2 separate regions of the Homo sapiens genome follow, and region 2 is linked to region 1. A link is an interaction called in ENCODE POLR2A ChIA-PET data of the cell type or tissue named here. Cell type or tissue: HepG2. All regions are shown on one strand. Links, peaks and the distances in the headings refer to the core of each region. The heading gives the core; the rest is flanking DNA.

The links. ChIA-PET counts read pairs that join two places held together with the same protein. Peaks named below come from ENCODE experiments on the same cell type or tissue, not always from the same donor. Only the 100,000 strongest peaks of a DNase experiment are listed, where the experiment ranks them.
Region 2: POLR2A ChIA-PET joins it to region 1 with 9 read pairs; 1 of 35 experiments calls an interaction of 5 or more read pairs at or near these places.

Annotation. Positions count from the first base shown.
Region 1 is chr16:23,736,965-23,742,348 of GRCh38, reverse strand. No RefSeq gene overlaps it. Among named protein-coding and RNA genes, the nearest start is that of CHP2, 15 kb to the left of the region's middle. In HepG2, for the core only: no CTCF peak of the experiment used is centred there; a DNase peak (open chromatin) is centred at 2,648.
Region 2 is chr16:24,643,593-24,648,976 of GRCh38, reverse strand. It overlaps a transcript of TNRC6A not described here. Among named protein-coding and RNA genes, the nearest start is that of LINC01567, 25 kb to the left of the region's middle. In HepG2, for the core only: no CTCF peak of the experiment used is centred there; a DNase peak (open chromatin) is centred at 2,566.

The DNA.
Region 1 (5,384 bases), core at 89-5,088:
GGCATTTGTTAGTTCTTTGGGAAGAAAAAAATGTTCACTCCAAGAATCTCCTCCAAAAGTACTCAATGTCTCTAACCCTGGCACAAAACAAATGGCAATTATCTCAACAACAGCAAAAAAAAAAAAATTAAACTTGAAGTTATTTTGCAATGGATATGCTACTATGTGTGAATTTGTTAGTATAAGACAGGGATCAGCCAACATTTTCTGCAAAGGGACAGATAGTAAATATTTTAATTTTGCAGGCTGTACGGTCTGTATTACATCTACTCAGCTCTGCTCTGCAGGGCAAAAGTAGCATAGACAATAGACAAAGGAATAAGAGTTCCAACACAACTTTATTTACAGACCCTGAAATCTGAATTTCATATAATTCTCACATGTCACAAAATACCATTCTCCTTTTGGTTTTTTCTGATCATTAAAAAATGCAAAAACTATCTTAGCCCACAGACCACACAAAAACAGGCAGCAGGCAGGGTTTGGCAGGCACACTTGGCTGACTCCTGGCAAGACAGATGTTACTAGAGATTCAGGCATGAATTTCCCAATGTGCCTTGACAGGGAAACTGAAAAGACACCTAAAAACCTTTGATATCAATAAGGGATCACCCCAGGTACGACAGGTACATTTTTGTTCTACAGAGATAGGGATGGAATTTATCTTTTTTTTTTTTGGTGGGGGAGGGCAGAATAGGATTACAAATTGAGTTGTATTGATTCTAAATGGTATTTGAGGATAAAAAAGATGTTTCCAGCCAAGCGTGGTGGCTCACACCTGTAATCCCAGCATTTTGGGAGGTCAAGGTGGATGGATCACCTGAGGTCAGGAGTTCGAGACCAGCCTGGCCAACATGGTGAAACCCCATCTGTATGAAAAACACAATGCTGCCGGGATGGTGGCACACGCCTGTAATACCAGTACTGGGGAGGCTGAGGCAGGAGAATCACTTGAACCTGGGAGGTGGAGGTTGCAGCAAGTGGAGATTCCTACCACTGCACTCCAGCCTGGCAAGAGAGCAAGACTCCATCTCACAAAAACAAAAGAAAGAAAGAAAGAAAAAAAAGACGTTTGCATGTTGCACATAATTGTTATATTAATTGTCTGTAATTGGCTGGGAGTGGTGGCTCACGCCTGTAATCCCAACACTTTGGGAAGCTGAGGCAGGCGGATCACTTGAGATCAGGAGTTCAAGACCAGCCTGGCCAACATGGTGAAACCTCGTCTCTACTAAAAATACAAAAATTAGCTGGGCGTGGTGGTGTGCACCTGTAATCCCAGCTATCTGGGAGGCTGAAGCACGAGATTCGCTTAAACCCAGGAGGCAGAGGTTGCAGTGAGCCAAGATCATGCCACTACACCCCAACCTGGGCAACAGAGCAAGATTGTCTCAAAAAAAAAAAAGTGTAATTAATGGGGTGTTGGCCCATATGTCATGTAGCCTAAGGCAATTCACTAAATCTCTCTGAACTTTAGTTTCCTTAACGGTATTGTAAATGGAGGGGAAAAATAGTAGCTGGTACCTAAGAATGTGTTCAGGAGTAAATGACATAAATGCCTGTGATTGGCTTATCACAGCATCTGGTACACAGCATGCACTAAAAAACGAAAGCTGTTACTATGGCTATTGTTTGATACCACTCTGCGTTGGGTTTTTTTTTCTTTTTTTTTTTTTTTTTTTTTTTTTGTGAGACAGAGTCTTGCTCTGTTGCCCAGGCTGGAGTGCAATGGCATGATCTCAACTCACTGCAACCTCCATCTCCTGGGTTCAAACAATTCTCCTGCCTCAGCCTCCTGAGTAGCCAGGACTACAGGTGCACCACCATGCCCCACTAGTTTTTGTATTTTCAGTAGAGATGGGGTTTCACCATGTTGGCCAGGCTGGTCTCTAACTCTTGACCTTAAGTGATCCGCCCACCTTAGCCTCCCAAAGCGCTGGGATTACAGGGGTGAGCCACTTCTCTCAGCCTGCATTGCTTTTTAGTAGTAACCATCATAAAATATAAAATTGGAGAAGAGGATATAAGAGTTAACACATGTCAACATTTTTGTACCTTTAACCAGTAATAAAATTTATTAAAGATTGTTAAAAGTCACTCTCCTTTATATTTCTTTTTCTGTTTGAACATCAGGTTCGTAGAATTGGATTATTCATGATAATGAATACCCTTGGCTCAAGGCATACTCTTATCAGTGTTTCGTGTATGGCCTGCCTTTATGTTGTTAGTTAGCAGTTTTTAATAAGGTATTCAGCATCCGCAAAACCACTCACTAAAAACAAAAGCTAGGAACTTAGCAGTAGCCAACCTCTAACCACATGGTTTCCCCAAGTAGGGAGCCATCGTTCTGAATCCCATATTCATCATTCTCTTGCTTTCCTATTTATGTTTAGTTCATTTTATATGTATTCCTTAGAAGTGCATATTTTAGACCAAGCATGGTGGCTCACACTTGTAATCCCAGCACTTTGGGAGGCCAAAGCAGGAAGATCCCTTAAGTTCAAGGAGTTCAAGAACAGCCCAGGCAACATAGTGAGACCCCATCTATACAAAAAAATCTAAAAATGACCAGGCATGGTGGTGTACCTGTAGTTCCAGTGACTAGGGAGGCTGAGCTGAAAGGATTGCTTGAGTCCTTGAGCCCAGGAGTTCAAGGTTACAGTGAGCTATGTTCACATCACTGCACTCCAGCCTGGGTGACAGAGTGAGTGTCACAGGGTGACTGTCAAAAAAAAAAAAAAAAAAAAAAAAGCACATTCTTATGTTGACTGCTTGTTTGTTTGTTTTTTAAAGACAGAGTCTCGCTCTGTCACTTGAGTGTAGTGGCATGATCTTGGCTTACTGAGGCCTCCCCTCCCAGGTTCAAGCGATTCTCCAGCCTCAGCCTCTCAAGTAACTGGAATTACAAGCATTAGCCACCATGCCCAGATAATTTTTGTATTTTTAGTAGAGACGGGGTTTCACCATGTTGGCCAGGCTCGTTTCGAACTCCTGACCTCAAGTGATCCACCCACCTTGGCCTCCCAAAGTGCTGGGATTACAGGTATGAGCCACCACGCCTGCCCTCTTGGTATTATTTTTTATTGTTGTATTGTTATTTTTTATGAGTTTTTCTCCCGAATATTTTCAATCCAAGGTTGGTTGAAACCACAGATACAGAACCCACAGATATGGAGGGTGGCTATATTCAACTTGAAGAGATAATGCCCAACTGTTTTCCAAAGTATTTATATGATTTTACACTTCCACCAGCAATGTATATGCATGCATTCTATATATTTCTCATCCAAATGCTGGGGATTTGTTGAAGGAAATGAAATACATTATAAAGAACGTATTTTAGTATAAGGATCAGAGGAATTTCATGGAAACCTAGAGCAAGAAGTTCAGCTAACCAGCTACCTGGCACTCTGGCTCTCTCTTGTTCTCTCTCTCTCTGTCTGTCTGTCTTTGGGTGCAGATCATCTCCCTCTCTGCTTCTCTCTTTCTGGGTATTTCTCTTTTTTCTCTGTAAGTCAGTGTCCTCTAAAAGGCTCCCACAGTCCGTCTCCTCCGTAACTTGGACTTGCCCTTGACTTAGTGCCTGGGTGCAGTGGTTCATGCCTGTGAGCCCAGTACTTTGGGAAGCCGAGGCAGGAGAATCCCTCAAGGCTAGGAGTTTGAGAACAGACTGGGCAACAGTGAGATCCCATCTCCTAAAAAAAAACAGAGTTGCCCTTGACTTTGGGTTCCACAGCATCAACTCTGACCCAGATCCTACAGTATCTTACCACTCCAGGGTTCCCAAACCCGCTCGCCATCAATTCAGATTTTAAAGAGAATAGATCTACTTGGCTTAGCTGGGATCAAGTGTCCACGCCTGGTCCAATCAGCGGAGTCCAGGAGTTCAAGACCAGCCTGGCCAACATAGAAAAACCCTGTCTCTACTAAAAATACAAAAAATTAGCTGGATGTGGTGGCACACGCCTATAATCCCAACTACTCAGGAGGCTGAGGCACGAGAATCACTTGAAACCAGAAGCAGTGAGCCGAGATTGCACTAACGCACTCCAGCCTGGGTGATAGAGCAAGACTGTCTCAAAAATAAATAAGTAAACAAATTCATACATACATACATACATATATACATACATACATACATACATACATACATACATAAAACTAAGCATCTAATTTGACTTCAGCCTTAAGAGAAACACAAATTAAAATTACACGGAGATACCATTTTTAATTTCTGAGAATAGAAAAAAGAATTCTGAAGTTGGAAAAATATACTGGTGGTGAGGCTCTCAGGACCTAGGCACTCTCATTTCAGTTTCTCCCTGTAGAGGGTTGTGTTCATTGGTATAACTCCTGCAGAGGTCATGTGGATACTATCCATTAAAATCCCAAATATATTATATGGACTCCTAGACTCAGCAATCCAACTTCTAAGAATTAACCCTACAGAAACACTCGCATGTTTGTAAAATGATATGTGCACAAGGTTATCTGATGCAAAATTGGTTTTTTACCTAGCCAAAAAAAAGAAAAAAAAGGAAACAGAAACCATCCAAGTGTCCATCAGGTTAAATAAAGTACAGTACCATGAAATAAAATGAAGCTGTAAGAAAGAGGGAAGGAGAGAGAAGAAGGAAAGAAGGAAGGAAGGAAGGGAGGGAGGGAGGGAGGGAGGGAGGGATGGAGGGAGGGAGGGAGAGAGGGAGGGAGGGAAGGAGGGAAGGAAGGAAGGAAGGAAGGAAGGAAGGAAGGAAGGAAGGAAGGAAGGAAGGAAGGAAGGAAGGAGGGAAGGAAGGAGGGAAGGAAGGAAGGAAGGATGGAAGGAGGGAAGGAAGGATGGAAGGAAGAAAGGAAGGAAGGAAGGAGAGGAAGGCAAGAAAGAAGGAAGGGAGAAACCTTTCTACAAACTCATATAGGAAGATCTCCAAGATATGTCACATGAAAAAGCTAGTTGTAGAACAATATGCATGATTGTGAATAATATGCTATCTTTTCTGTTAAAAATACAACAGAATGTGGCCAGGAGCAGTGGCTCATGCCTGTATTCCCAGCACTTTGGGAGGCCAGGGCAGGTGGATCACTTGAGGTCAGGAGTTCACGACCAGCCTGGACAACATGGTGAAACCCTGTCTCTACTAAAAATACAAAAATTAGCTGGGTGTGGTGGTGCACACTTGTAATCCCAGCTACTCGGGAGGCTGAGGCAGGAGAATCACTTGAGCATGGGAGGCAAAGGCTACAGTTACCCGAGATCGCACCACTGCACTGCAGCCTGGGTGACACAGTGAGACTCCATCTCAAAAAAATAAAAAACAAAAAAACCAGAGAATACCAAGAAAGTACATATCTATATATACATACATATGTGTATATATTTGCATAAA
Region 2 (5,384 bases), core at 106-5,105, 910 kb before region 1:
AAACGCTTAAGAAACTGTAGGAAGATGTGCCACCGATTTCATGATGGATGACAGTTGCAACTTGCTGTGGTAGAGTGAAACAAAAAAGCTGCATGTTGGTTGTGAAAAAAAATTTTATGAGAATAAGGTGGAAACTATTGAGACATTTTCAGCAAATACATAGTGAGTTTGATAAGTTTTTCTCCACATTCAAGAAAGAACTAACGAAGCACATGAAAAGATGCTCAACATCCCTTGACACTAGGAGACTGCAAATCCAAACCTCAGAATACCACTTCATACCCATTAGGATGGCGATTACCAACAAAACAAAACGGCACAGGAAACAAGTGTTGGTGAAGATGCAGACAAACTAGAAAACTTCCACCCTTGTGCCTTGCTGGTGGGACTGTAAAATGGTTGCTGTGGGCCGGGCGCGGTGGCTCACGCCTGTAATCCCAGCACTTTGGGAGGCCAAGGCGGGTGAATCATGAGGTCAGGAGATCGAGACCATCCTGGCTAACACGGTGAAACCCCGTCTCTACTAAAAATACAAAAAATTAGCCAGGCGTGGTGGTGGGCACCTGTAGTCCTAGCTACTTGGGAGGCTGAGGCAGGAGAATCGCTTGAACTGGGGGTTGGAGGTTGCAGTGAGCCAAGATTGTGCCACTGCACTCCAGCCTGGGCGACAGAGCGAGACTCCATCTCAAAAAAAAAAAAAAAGTTGCTGTGGAAAGTGGTACAATTGCTCAAAAATTAAAGAAATACCATGGATCCAGCAATTTCACTTCTTAGTATATATCAAGAAGAACTGAAAGCAGGAACTCAAATAGATGCTTGTACACTCAAGTTCATGGCAGCATTATTCCCAATAGCCAAAAGGTGAAAATTACCCCAATGGTCATCAACAGATGAATGGATAGTATATGGTCTTAAGAAAGAAGGAAATTCTGACACTTGTTACAATATGGATGAACCGTGAAGACATTATGCTAAGTGAAATAAGCCCAACAAAAGAGGATAAATACTGTATGGTTCTACACATATGAATTTCCTAGAGTAGTCAAACTCATAGATATAGAAAATAGGCTGGGTGCAGTGGCTCACGCCTGCAATCCCAGCACTTTGGGAGGCTGAGACAGCTGATCATTTGAGGTCAGGAGTTCGAGACCAGCCTGGCCAACATGGTGAAAACACATCTCTACTAAAAATACAAAAATTAGCCAGGCATGGTGGCGCGTGCCTGTAATCTCAGCTACTCAGGAGGCTGAGGCAGAAGAATCCCTTGAACCCAGGAGGCAGAGGTTGCAGTGAGCCAAGATCACACCACTGCACTCCAGCCTGGGCGAAAGGGGGAGTTAGTGTTTAATGGGGTCAGAATTTCAGTGTGGGAAGATAAAGTTGTAGAGATGGACGGTGGTGATGGTTCACAGCAGTGTGAATGTACTTAATGCCATGGAGATGTATACCTACAGATGATTAAAATAGTAAATTTTATGTTGTGTATATTTTACCACAATGAGAAAACCCAATGAAATTAGTTAGTTGAAATCAGAATAAAATGTTGAGCAAAAACCTTTTAAATAGATTTTATTTTATCAGGATTAGAGATTATAACTTTGGCCAGCTATAAAAATGACTAGGATTCTTGCATGCATGCGCGTATACACATGTACACAATTTTTAATGGAAAGATGGTAAAAAAATTATTTAAGTTGTAAAAATTTTGTTAGAAAATTATGAGGAAAAGACTAAAAAGATATTTTAGGCTGGCGTGGTGGCTCACACCTGTAATCCCAGCACTTTGGGAGGCCAAGGTGGGCAGATTGCTTGAGCACCGGAGTGTGAGATCATCCTGGGCAACATGGTGAACCCCTGTCTCTACGAAAAATAGAAAAAAATGGCTGAGTGTGGTGGTGCACCCCTGTAGTCCCAGCTACTGGGGAGGAGGCTGAGGTGGGAGGATCACTGAGCCCAGGAGGTCAAAACTGGAGTGGGGTCAATCCGCACCACCACACTCCAGCCTGGGAAATAGAGGGAAACTCTGTCTCAAAATAAATGAATAAATAAATAAAAATAAAGATTTTACAGAAAGTGAATAATCTGCAATTAAGCCACCAAACAATTGCCCATAGAATGAAAGAACGTATTAAAGCTAAATGGATTCAAATTTTGGAAAATTGCACAATTTAGCTGAGTCATGCCATGAGATACCACCCAACTAATAGCCTGGGTATATTTATTCAAAAAGGTCTTCCAAATTTATGAAAAAACCTTGTCAATTCATGGCTTACCAAAGTGTAGCATAGATTTTAAAAACATCTTTTACATCTGACCAAAAAAATTTCACTTAGATATGAAAAAATTAGTTTCTATCATGCCAGATGGTCCTCCAGCTATGTTTGGTCAAAAATCTGGTTTTATTGGAGTTTCAAAACAAGAGACTGATGTTTCCCTTATTGCTTCATCCCACTGTATGATAAATACTGAAAATATTTGTGCTGCTTTTGGAAGCAGGCTCCATGGAAAGTGTCATGGGTACAGTTGTTAAAACTGTTCAGTGTATACATACAAATGCTGTGAATCACCACCAGTGCATGGGATTTTTGAAAGAAATAGAAGGCAATGAATGGGGTGATCTTGGGTCTTCGCCAATGTTCATTGGTTGAGTCATGGAAGAGTTTTACAAAGATTTACTGTACTGTCAATTCCAATTCAAGATTTTCTTGAAACAAAGGGAATGCTTGCCAAATATTTAATAATCAAAGATAAACATGGCAGTGTGACTTAAGTTTTCTCAGCAATATCATAGTGTATATGAAATGAGATAAATTCCAAGCTCTAAAGAAAGAAAAACCTGTGACCTAGCTGGAAAAGTATAAGAATTTACATTGAAATGAAAACATTTCATAATACAAATCAATAGTAATGATTCTGCATATTTTTAACATGAATCAATATGCAAAATATATATTTTTTAAGACAGGGTTTTGCTCTGTTGCCCAGGCTGAAGTGCAGTGGCATTATCTTGGCTCACGGCAACCTCTGCCTCCCAGACTCAAGTGATCCTCCCACCTCAGCCCCTCAAGTAGCTGGGACTACAGATGCACGCACCATCATGGCCTGCTAATTTTTTTTTTTTTTTTTTTTTTTTTTTTTTTTTGTAGATACAGGGTCTTGTCATGTTTCCCAGGTTGGTCTCGAACTCCTGAGCTCAAGTGATCTTCCCCACCTCGGCCTCCCAAAGTGCTGGGATTACAGGCATGAGCCACCGCGCCTGGCTGCAAAATATTTTTAATGGTAATCACCAGTATTATGTAAATTATCTGCAAAACTTACAAGAAAAATTTGAAGAATATTGTTGATATTGACAAACTTTAGAGTTACTTTTCAATTTATACAGCATCCTTTTACATTCCATGTTAATACTGAGTTGACATGAGGATTGGTGAATTGCTATAACTCGGACAGAAGTAGGTTTTTGTTTTTTGTTTTTTGTTTTTTTTTTGAGACAGGGTCTCACTCTGTTGCCCAGGCTGGAGTGCAGTGGCGTGATCTTGGCTCACTGCAACCTCTGCCTCCCAGGCTCAAGCTTCCTGAGTAGCTGGGATTACAGGCATGCACCACTACCACCGGACTAATTTTTGTATTTTTAATAGAGATGGGGTTTCACCATGTTGGCCAGGCTGGTCTTGAACTCCTGACCTCAAATGATCCATCCGCCTCAGCCTCCTAAAGTGCTGGGATTATAGGCATGAGCCACTGTGCCCAGCCTGGACAGAAGTAGTTTTAAAACTGATATGCTTTTGCTTCAAAGTCAAACCACTATTCCAATAAAGATGAACTAGCTTCACCAATGTGGAAGTGAATAATACAGGAAAGTGATTTTTTGATACTTGGAAAATATTTAAGTATCTTTGGAACAACCTGCATATGCTGTTCTACTTTTTCAACTGTAACTATAAATACAGATCAAATGTTTTCAATGACAGCTGTACTGTAAGTGTAAAATACACCCTGGATGTCAAAGATTTAGAATAACAACAGGAAGTAAGGAATATATCTCATTACAAATTTTTATATTGATTTCAGGTTGACATGAAGATATTTTAGAAATGTTAGGTTCAATAAATTGTAATGTTAAAATTAATTTCATCTGTTTCTTTTTACCTTTTAAAAGTGTGGCAACTAGAATATTTACAATTACGTGTGTGGTTTGTGTTATTATTCTATTCAATAGTGATGGGCTGGGTGTGGTGGCTCATGCCTGTAATCCCAGCAGTTTGGGAGGCCAAGGCAGGCAGATTGCTTGAGACTAGGAGTTTGAGACCAGCCTGGGCAGCATAGTGAGACCTTGACTCTACAAAAAACAAACAAAAAAAACCCACAAAAAAAAACCAAATTAGCCTGGTGTAGTGTCATGAACCTGTAGTCCTAGCTACTTTGGAGGCTGATGCGGGAGGATCGCTTGAGCCTAGGAGTTTAAGACCAGCCTGGGCAACGTAGTGAAACCCTATCTCTACAAAATATTTAAAAATTAGCTGGGTGTGGCAGTATGCACCTGTAGTCCCAGCTTCTTCTTGGCCGGGGCGGGAGGATTACTTGAGCCCAGGAGGTTAAGGATGCAGTGAGCTGTGATTGCACCACTGCACTCCAGCCTGGTGGACAGAGTGAGACCCTGTCTCAAAAAACAAAACAAGCTAACACGGTGAAACCCTGTCTCTACTAAAAATACAAAAAAAAATTAGCTGGGCGTGGTGGCGGGCGCCTGTAGTCCCAGCTACTGGGGAGGTTGAGGGAGGAGAATGGCGTGAATCCGGAAGGCAGAGCTTGCAGTGAGCCAAGATCGCGCCACTGCACTCCAGCCTGGGCGACAGAGCGAGACTCTGTCTCAAAAAAAAAAAAAAAAAAAAAAATTAAAGATAAGAAACAAAACAAACAAAACCCAGCGATGATCTAGAATTGCCTGCCCTCTTATTTGCACCAGTGTTCCTGCTGGGAGAATTATGTACTGTGATTAGGTCTGACAAGAGGGCTGTCTAAGTCACTTGTCGCCCCTCTCATCTCATCATCCACTATGGAAGCTGAAGGAGCCAAGTTCAAGAAGTTAGCTGTGAAGCTGAGCAATTAGATCCTTCCTCCCAGGACTTAGATTCTGGAGTAAGTGGTGCAGAGACAGAAACATTATTTGGAAGTCAAATTCGGCATAGGATCAGTGTCCGTGTGTGGCCTAGACTTGTAAATTCTTCCCCACTGTATTGTTGCTACTAATGGGGCGGCGGGGAGGGGTGGTGGAAGGGACAGTACAGAATCAGATAGAATGTCCACTACAGAAGTATTATTAGAGGAAGATGTTGACTCAAGGGAAGACGGGGCCAAGCCTCAAGTCTGATGGGTTAGGTTAG